Regions from separate parts of the Homo sapiens genome. Here region 2 is linked to region 1. Evidence: chromatin contacts called from ENCODE Hi-C or POLR2A ChIA-PET data. All regions are on one chromosome and are shown on one strand. The core of a region is the stretch at or near the end of the contact, and the rest is flanking DNA. Distances in the headings are between cores, read along the strand shown. Region 1 has its middle 48 kb from the start of PROKR1. Region 2 has its middle 19 kb from the start of ARHGAP25.

Evidence for each region. Hi-C counts contacts between places; a loop is a spot of excess contacts on that map. ChIA-PET counts read pairs that join two places held with the same protein, here RNA polymerase II (POLR2A). Pooled maps may share reads with other maps.
Region 2: a loop to region 1 is called in a map of K562, with 2.2 times the contacts of the local background. The contact joins two enhancer-like sites. A Hi-C loop is called at or near these places in 1 of 168 maps with a recorded cell type or tissue (K562), 9 of 37 single-sample maps with no recorded cell type and 9 of 50 pooled maps. POLR2A ChIA-PET finds 5 or more read pairs at or near these places in 1 of 52 experiments (OCI-LY7).

The regions. Positions count from the first base shown.
Region 1 is chr2:68,593,493-68,597,224 of GRCh38, reverse strand. No RefSeq gene overlaps it. Among named protein-coding and RNA genes, the nearest start is that of PROKR1, 48 kb to the left of the region's middle. Within about 2 kb of position 1,849, at least 6 of the 41 ENCODE cell types and tissues checked have a DNase peak (open chromatin) inside an H3K27ac peak, as active enhancers do.
Region 2 is chr2:68,714,096-68,718,189 of GRCh38, reverse strand. It overlaps a transcript of ARHGAP25 not described here. Among named protein-coding and RNA genes, the nearest start is that of ARHGAP25, 19 kb to the left of the region's middle. RefSeq lists enhancers at 2,611-2,690, 2,959-3,253. Within about 2 kb of position 2,674, at least 14 of the 41 ENCODE cell types and tissues checked have a DNase peak (open chromatin) inside an H3K27ac peak, as active enhancers do.

The sequences.
Region 1 (3,732 bases), core at 600-3,099:
TTTTTATAACATCTGAAACTCTGCTAAAAGACTCCAAAAGCTTATACAGACAACTTATATTTGATGTGTCTGTTATGTAAAAACATTTCTTAAGAAAAAATATTCTGAATACAGGTAAAAGACAGTACCTCTGAAAATGTTGGGGTTGACATATTGTTTCATTTCAATATAAAACAAAATAGATTTGGGAATAGCCTCCATTTAGAATAATTTTCTTTAAGCTTACTGGGTACTTCAATATCTATACTGAGAGTATTTTCTCCATTAACGATATTATGTTCTGCAGAGAAGAAACAAATGAAGGCATAAACAATTTCAAATTCATTAACCATAAATGACAACTGTGAACAAGACTTCAGATAATTTTATGAAAAAATTAAAAATTAGATCATATTTTAAAAAATACATTCTTTAGTAAAATACTACTGTCACAGAATTAGAGACAAATATGGTTAAGAAACTGATTCAAGTACAAGAATATGTATGAAGAATAAATATTCTGCTTGTATTATTTTTTTAAATTTAAAAACATAATGAAATTTTAAATTTGGGCTAATTATAGACACAGATGTATTTATATTTTTAAAAGGATTTCATTTTTGAAAAATGATTTGAATAAAACTATTTTGCAGGTCTGCTAATACAACAAAAAAAAATTTGTTGTTTAATAAATAAGTATTTTAAAAGCATTTTAAAAGATTTTAGTGTTCTCTTTCATTTTCAGAAGTGTTCCAATGTGGTGTTGAATTATAGTCACCCTCACTGTACATAACATATCTGGACATCCCTAAACATAGGCTAAACATAGGCTCATCCTTACTTGTCCTTAGACTCAGAAATTTCATTTAAAGATGAGGCTGCCTCCCATAGGCAGCTGTATTCTTGAAGGCTACACCCTCCACTAACATGGGAGGACTGGAGAAAATCCAAGCTAGGTACCAACCAGACAAAGAAAGAACCCCAGCATGTTCTGCAATAGCCAAACTGATCCTGATAAGGAAGGGAAATTTTCTCCCAAGCAATTGATTCTCTTTGAAAGATTTGAGAAAAGGGTGCTGGGATTTCAAAGAAGAGGGCAACCTGCAGAGCCCACAAAGTAAGGGAAAGAAAGGTCACAAAGAGGACTTTGGATACACAAGAAAATAACAGCTGCATTACTCACAGTAGCAAAGACATGGAATCAACCCAAATGCCCATCAATAATAGACTGGATAAAGAAAATGTGGTATATATACACCACGGAATACTATGCAGCCATAAAAAAGAATGAGATCATGTTCTTTGCAGGGACATGGATGGAGCTGGAAGCTGTTATCCTCAGCAAACTAATGCAGGAACAGAAACCAAACACCACATGTTCTCACTTATAAGTAGGAGCTGAATGATGAGAACACATGGACACATGGGGTGGGTGGGGAACGACACAGGCTGAGGCCTGTCAAGAGGGAGAGCATCAGGAAGAACAGCTAATGGGTGCTGGGCTTAATACCTAGGTGATGGGTTGATCTGTGCAGCAAACCACCATGGCACACGTTTACCTATGTAACAAACCTGCATATCCCGCACATGTACCCTGGAACTGAAAATAGAAGTTGATAAATAAAAATAAATAAATGCTGATAACTTGGAAAAAAAGAGAAAAAGAAAATAACAGCTGCAGTTACATGTATCTAGTGCCACCACACCATGTGCTAAGCACTTGATGGACACATTACATACATATTTTCTCCTCATCCTTTCAACACTTCTACAAGATGGGTGTGTTATCCCCATTTTCCAGATAAAAATCTGAAGCTCACCCAGGTCTGGGAGCTCTTTGCTGCTACACCACCCTGTCTGCCCCGGTAGAGGGCGATGGAGAGCATATACAAAAACAAAAAGAAAACAAAACAAAAAGCATGTAAGTAAAGAAAGGCAAGTAAATCAAGGTTACAACTGGAGAAAACGATTTGTTCTTATAAGCAAGAATGACTAAAGACCTTAACAGACTATGAAAAACCTAGATGTTCAAAATAAATTGGCTTTGGATACACTTGAGAACAGTGGGCTGCCAGAGCCCTTATTAAGTCTACCAGAAACAAAAATGCCCTCTTTTGGGTGAAACATGTGCAGGGAGCCAAAGCTGGATATTAATTACCGAGTGACTTCAACTACCAGCCACCCTCTAGAAGTCCGCTGTGAAGTGGAATGTAAAATAACACAGGTAATCACAGACACAGGTTGCTGGAAATGATGCAAACACATTATTCTCCCCAAATTAAAACACTCTACTCATGTCCAGAGCTTGAAAATTTGTTTCCCAGTAAAGGTCAAGAAAAGCAAACATTGCTTGAATTTAATTATTAAGCCAGCTGTCAGTCACTGGCAGTGACACAAGCAGGAAGACATTTCAAGGCAGGAAATCAGCTGCAGTTAGCATGACAGGGTCCTTGCATCTTTAATCAGGAACTCCTCTGTCAGAATATTTTATTTATCACTGAAAGAATAATGCCAAGTTGGCATCTATTTTATTCCCTTACTGTATCTTTTTTCTTTTTTAAATAGCAAATCTAGCAAACAAGACCTTAGTTTACTAAGATTCGATGGATTTCAGTAGGGCTGATAACTGTATTAATTTGCATTAACTGTCCATATTCTAAAGTAGTGCCCTGAAGCAAGATCGAAACATGAGATACCAATGGCAATTCATTTTGCTTATAAGTTTAGGCATGAGAGTGACTGGTCCAGACAGAAGAACTGGTTCTATCCCCTGAATCCGCCACTACCAACTAGCAGTGGCTTCAAAAATTATAGGGGTGTGTGGGTAGAAACCAAGATTGGTAGATGGGAAGGAAGGGAGTACTTGGATTGATACAGAGTGAATGAGGAAGAGGCCTCAAACATCTGCCATTGCCTCTAGAACAACCACTGCAACTAATTTTTCCTCTGTAACTTTGGTGAATTCACATAAACTCTTGAATCTTTAATTTACCAGTTGCGAAACAGGAATAGGATACTCAAAAAGGAAGTTACTAATAATGGTCTGAAGGTGGTGGTGGCTATGAGTGGTTATGAGTGATTTTTATATTGTTCTTTCTGCTTGTCTGTTTTCTCTGGTTTTTCCAAAATAGAATTTAAAGCATGTTATAAAATTTAAATATTCTATGATTTTTATACATCAAAGTTTCCTTAAGATTGAGTTAAGGACTAGCTACTGATGAATTTTTTGATGAAAAATCCATGTTTACACATGGGTTTATAGTAGAGGAAGGAATTCATCATTGACTCAAATTATAGTCAACATTCGTCTACGGTCAACACTGCTTCTCAATGAATTCTAAAGCTTCTTCCAGCAGGAAAATTAAATGATTATGATATCTTTACTACTTTCTTCCAATACATATTTTCCAGTGACCATGATGGTACAGAAATACCATCAGGGCTTACTGTCTGACACGGGGTTAATGAGCAATATAGAAAAGTTCATCAATTCAGGAAACTACCTAAAGGTCATGATTAATTACATTTTCAATAGCCTTTAATTTTTTTCAGGATAACGATGGTCATAAAGAAAAAATGATTTTTAAATTATATTGAATTAAATTAAAATGATATAACTAAAAACAGAAAACAAAGATGCAAATGTATACTTAATACCAAAGAAAGTCTTATTTTTAAGTTTCTATCTCTCCTTTAGACACATATCAGCATATGTAATGACACATTTCATTAACATGCATGTACAATCTTCAT
Region 2 (4,094 bases), core at 1,425-3,924, 120 kb before region 1:
GGGACACATTTGATTGGCAAAGAAGATACTTTTTTTTTTTTTTAACAAATCTGCCCTTAACTAAGTTCCCAATTCTCTGTAACCCTTTATAACACTCTTTGATGAGTGCATAGTAGCTGCTGAGTGTTCACAGCTGGTAGTACACCATTTACTTCTACTCCCACCAAGTGAATTATCTGTTGCCCAGCTAATGCATTCCAAGATGATATAAACCGTACTTACTATTCTAATTATATGATAAAGTGGGTTACTTAAACCAATGAAATATGAGTGCAAAAGAAAAAACAGAGCTCTTTTTATGAATATTAAGTTAATGGCTTTGGAAAGGAAGAATAAATTTATATTGGCAAAAATATGTCAATTCACATGTGGGTAAGTGGAAGGGGGACTCATAAAAACCCCTACACTTGGAACACCTTAAAATATGTCTTAGTTTTCACTCCCACTTTAAAGAAACCAGAACTTTTCTGCCATTGCTTTATGGATAGTGTTTATACAAAGAAAAGCCATAGGAATATGCATCTGCTTTTTAAGTTGGAATGTGAAAGGCCGAGTGACTGCTGTCACTCAATAGCGGTGATGATAGGTTTGCTCACAGCTCAGACCTTTGGCTTCACATATGCAAGACTGCAGTTTTTACCTAACACCCTTGTCAAGCCTCAACTCCACAAACCTGTCAGAGGCTGTGATTAAGTTATCGTCTTTTGCAGAGGAAGTGTCTAAAGCTTAAAAAGAAAAGATTGAATTGACTCAGTTCTAGAGCCAGTAAAAGCCTCAACATCCTGACCCTGGGCCAGATCACAATGCTTCTCCCATACTGTGCCTTTTAACATAGAGGTCCCTGATTCACACAGCAATGAACCTAAGGTTTGATGTATTCAGTCATGTGCCACATAAAGACATTTCTGTTGATGACAGATCCCATATACAGTAGTGGTTTCATAAGATAATAATATTGTATTTTACTGTACCTTTTCTATGTTTAGATATGTTTAGATGCACAAATACTTACCACTGTGTTACAATTGCCTACAGTACAGTAACACGCTATACAGATTTGTAGTCTAGGAGCAATAGCCCGTACCATATGGCCTAGGTGTGTACCACCTAGTTTTGTGTAAGTATATTCTATGACATTTGCACAATGAAATCACCTGAAATCACCTAACAACCTATTTCTCAGAACATATCTTCATTGTTAAATGATGTGTGACTGTATTTAACTAAAACAGAAACATTAAGGAATACACATAAAACAAATACTGCGAAAAATATTGAATGTCACATTCTGACATTTAAAGAGAGATAGAATCTACATGAATCGTTCAACCAGGATCAAAGAGTAAAGAGAACGACCAGCTGTGGCAAAACCATGTCACAATGAAGGAAGTTTGGTTCAGAAAACTTATACAGTAGAATAAGGACGCCTATCTGAGATGACCCTAAGATCCCACGGTGGTTTCTCACCAGTGTAAGTGCTACCTCAAGATAACATCATGTGGTTGAAGGTTTGAATAAAACGATGTATATACATTCTCAATCTGCTTGTGCTGGACAACTGAAATTTCAGTTTCACAAACTTATGAAGGCAAAGGGACCCATGTTCTTCATCTTCTTAGAGAGAAAGATGTCCACCCAAGCTTCAGGGAAGGATAGATATAATCTAGGGCAAACTCAGGAGCTCTGAGAGCCCCTCCCCATCAAGTTGACTCACCACAGTGTCCCCATCTACCTTGAATGGTCTGCATTTTGGAAGAAGCCACAAAATGAAGAGTTAAGAATCATTTCCATAGCATTAGCGTATGTTCCAAGAGGGTTACATGGATGTCCCAGAGGGAATCTTGCTGGGCAGCTCTCCTCCTCCACTATTTCATCTTTCTTTCTTCTTTTGAAAAGGGAGAATGATAACCAAGTCTCAGTAAAAGCAAACAATGAAACAATCTGGGCCTTCCCATTCAAGTTGGCAAGCCAAACACTCCTTTATCTCTCTGCTTTCCCCAAATAGATGGCAGTAAGGAAGATAGGAAGAATGGCGGGCACAGGAAAGGATGGGCAGGCCAAGGATTTTCATTAACTTCTGGAAGCCTGTCAGTGGATGGAATTACACTCAGGAAGTAACATTAGCAGAGGGAACAACAGCTCAGAACATGGCCCAGAGAAGGATGAAAGAGGGCAGGGCGCCAGAAGGGCCCCGGACTCAGAAATGGCAGGTGTGAAAACGACTGAAAATACCTATGGAATAAAGAGTGAAGTAGATTCATTTCTCCTCCCAACCGCCCTCACCTGTTCATGTAATAGTGGCTTTTATGGCCCAGCCTACCCAGAGAGCTGTTCTTGGCAGCCACTTATCTATGTCTGGGAGGAGATACAGTTCCAGAATGGAACTGTGTTCGGGTGCCTCACTGCTAAACCAAACTCAACATGTTCTTAACTTTAAAAAATAATACATATCATACAAGAAGTCCACAGTAGGATGGCTCCCAGATGGTTACTCTTGGGGCTCTGGCATTCATTCCTCAGGCATCCAGGTTCTTCCCTCGGTTCACCTCCTCCACTCAGTGTGTCCACAAGATGGCAGTAGCAGCCCCATGCCTCTCACCTACACGGGAAAGCACCCGGTGCAATGCCTCTTACTCTTCCCAAGCATCTTTTTCAAGAGCACGACCGCCTCCCGGAAGCCCCTAAACAAGCCTCCCATTGCACTGCATTAGCCAGAGCAGGGTCACGTGCCCACCCCAAACCAATCACTGGAAGAAGAAATGAGTTTTGTCTCTTTGTTGTTGTTGGTGGTGGTGTTTGGTTGTTTGATTGGCTGTCTTAGAACGGGGCTTCTCAAACTTGAGCAGGCATCAGAATGGCCTGGAGAATTTGTTAAAATAGCACATGGGTTGCTGGGCGCCACCTCCAAAGGTTCTGATTCCATAAGTCTGGGGTAGGGCCCAAGAATTTGCATTTCTACCAACTTTTCAGGCAGTGCTGAGGATTCCAGTTCGAGAACCACTGGATTTGAGGAAGCAACCAACAGTGAAAAGTCCCATCCTCCCCAGGCACTTTAGGAGTGGTTCTAGCCTGACTTCCTGCTCACAAGGTTCAAGTTAAGCCTTCCAGCGCACAAGCCCCACCCTCATGCTCAGGGCTAGTCATGCCTCTCAGTCAGGGAAGTCATGATTCTAACCACCAGAAGAGCTAAAAGCAGAAATGTCCAAAAGTGGCAACCTCAGGGGAGTGCTGGGAGAGAAGGGGAGGAAGGGAAGTGAGACATTTTATTATTGTCATATGCCCATCTGAACCCATTGTATTTTTCTTTCCTTCCGTATTTTAATAAAAAATACTTTTTAGTGCACATTTTTTTTCTACTAAGGAATATTTTCAACTTTTTGCCCTTCTCCAACCAGGCATTTCTGTGTATCAGGATGAAGGCTGTGCCTGCTCCTGAATGACTACTGGGTAAATAACGAAATTAAGGCAGAAATAAATAAGGTATTTGAAACCAAAGAGAACAAAGACACAACATACCAGAATCTCTGGGACACGGATAAAGTAGTGTTTAGAGGGAAATGTATAGCACTAAATGCCCAAAGGAGAAAGCAGGAAAGATCTAAAATTGGCACCCTAAACATCACAATTAAAAGAACTAGAGAAGCAAGAGCAAACGCATTCAAAAGCTAGCAGAAGACAAGAAATAACTAAGATCAGAGCAGAAGAAAGAGATAGATACAGGAGAAACCCTTCAACAAATCAGTGAATCCAGGAGCTGGTTTTTTGAAAAGATTAACAAAATACATAGACCACTAACCAGACTAATAAAGAAGAAAAGAGAGAAAAATCAAATAGATGCAATAAAAAATGAAAAAGGGGATATCACCACTGATCCCACAGAAATACAAACTACCATCAGAGAATACTATAAACACCTCTATGCAAATAAACTAGAAAATCTAGAAGAAATGGATAAATTCCTGGACACATACACCCTCCCAAGACTAAACCAGGAAGAAGTCAAATCCCTGAATAGAACAATAAGTTCTGAAATTGAGGCAGTAATTAATAGCCTACCTATCAAAAAAAAAGCCAAGGACCAGACGGATTCACAG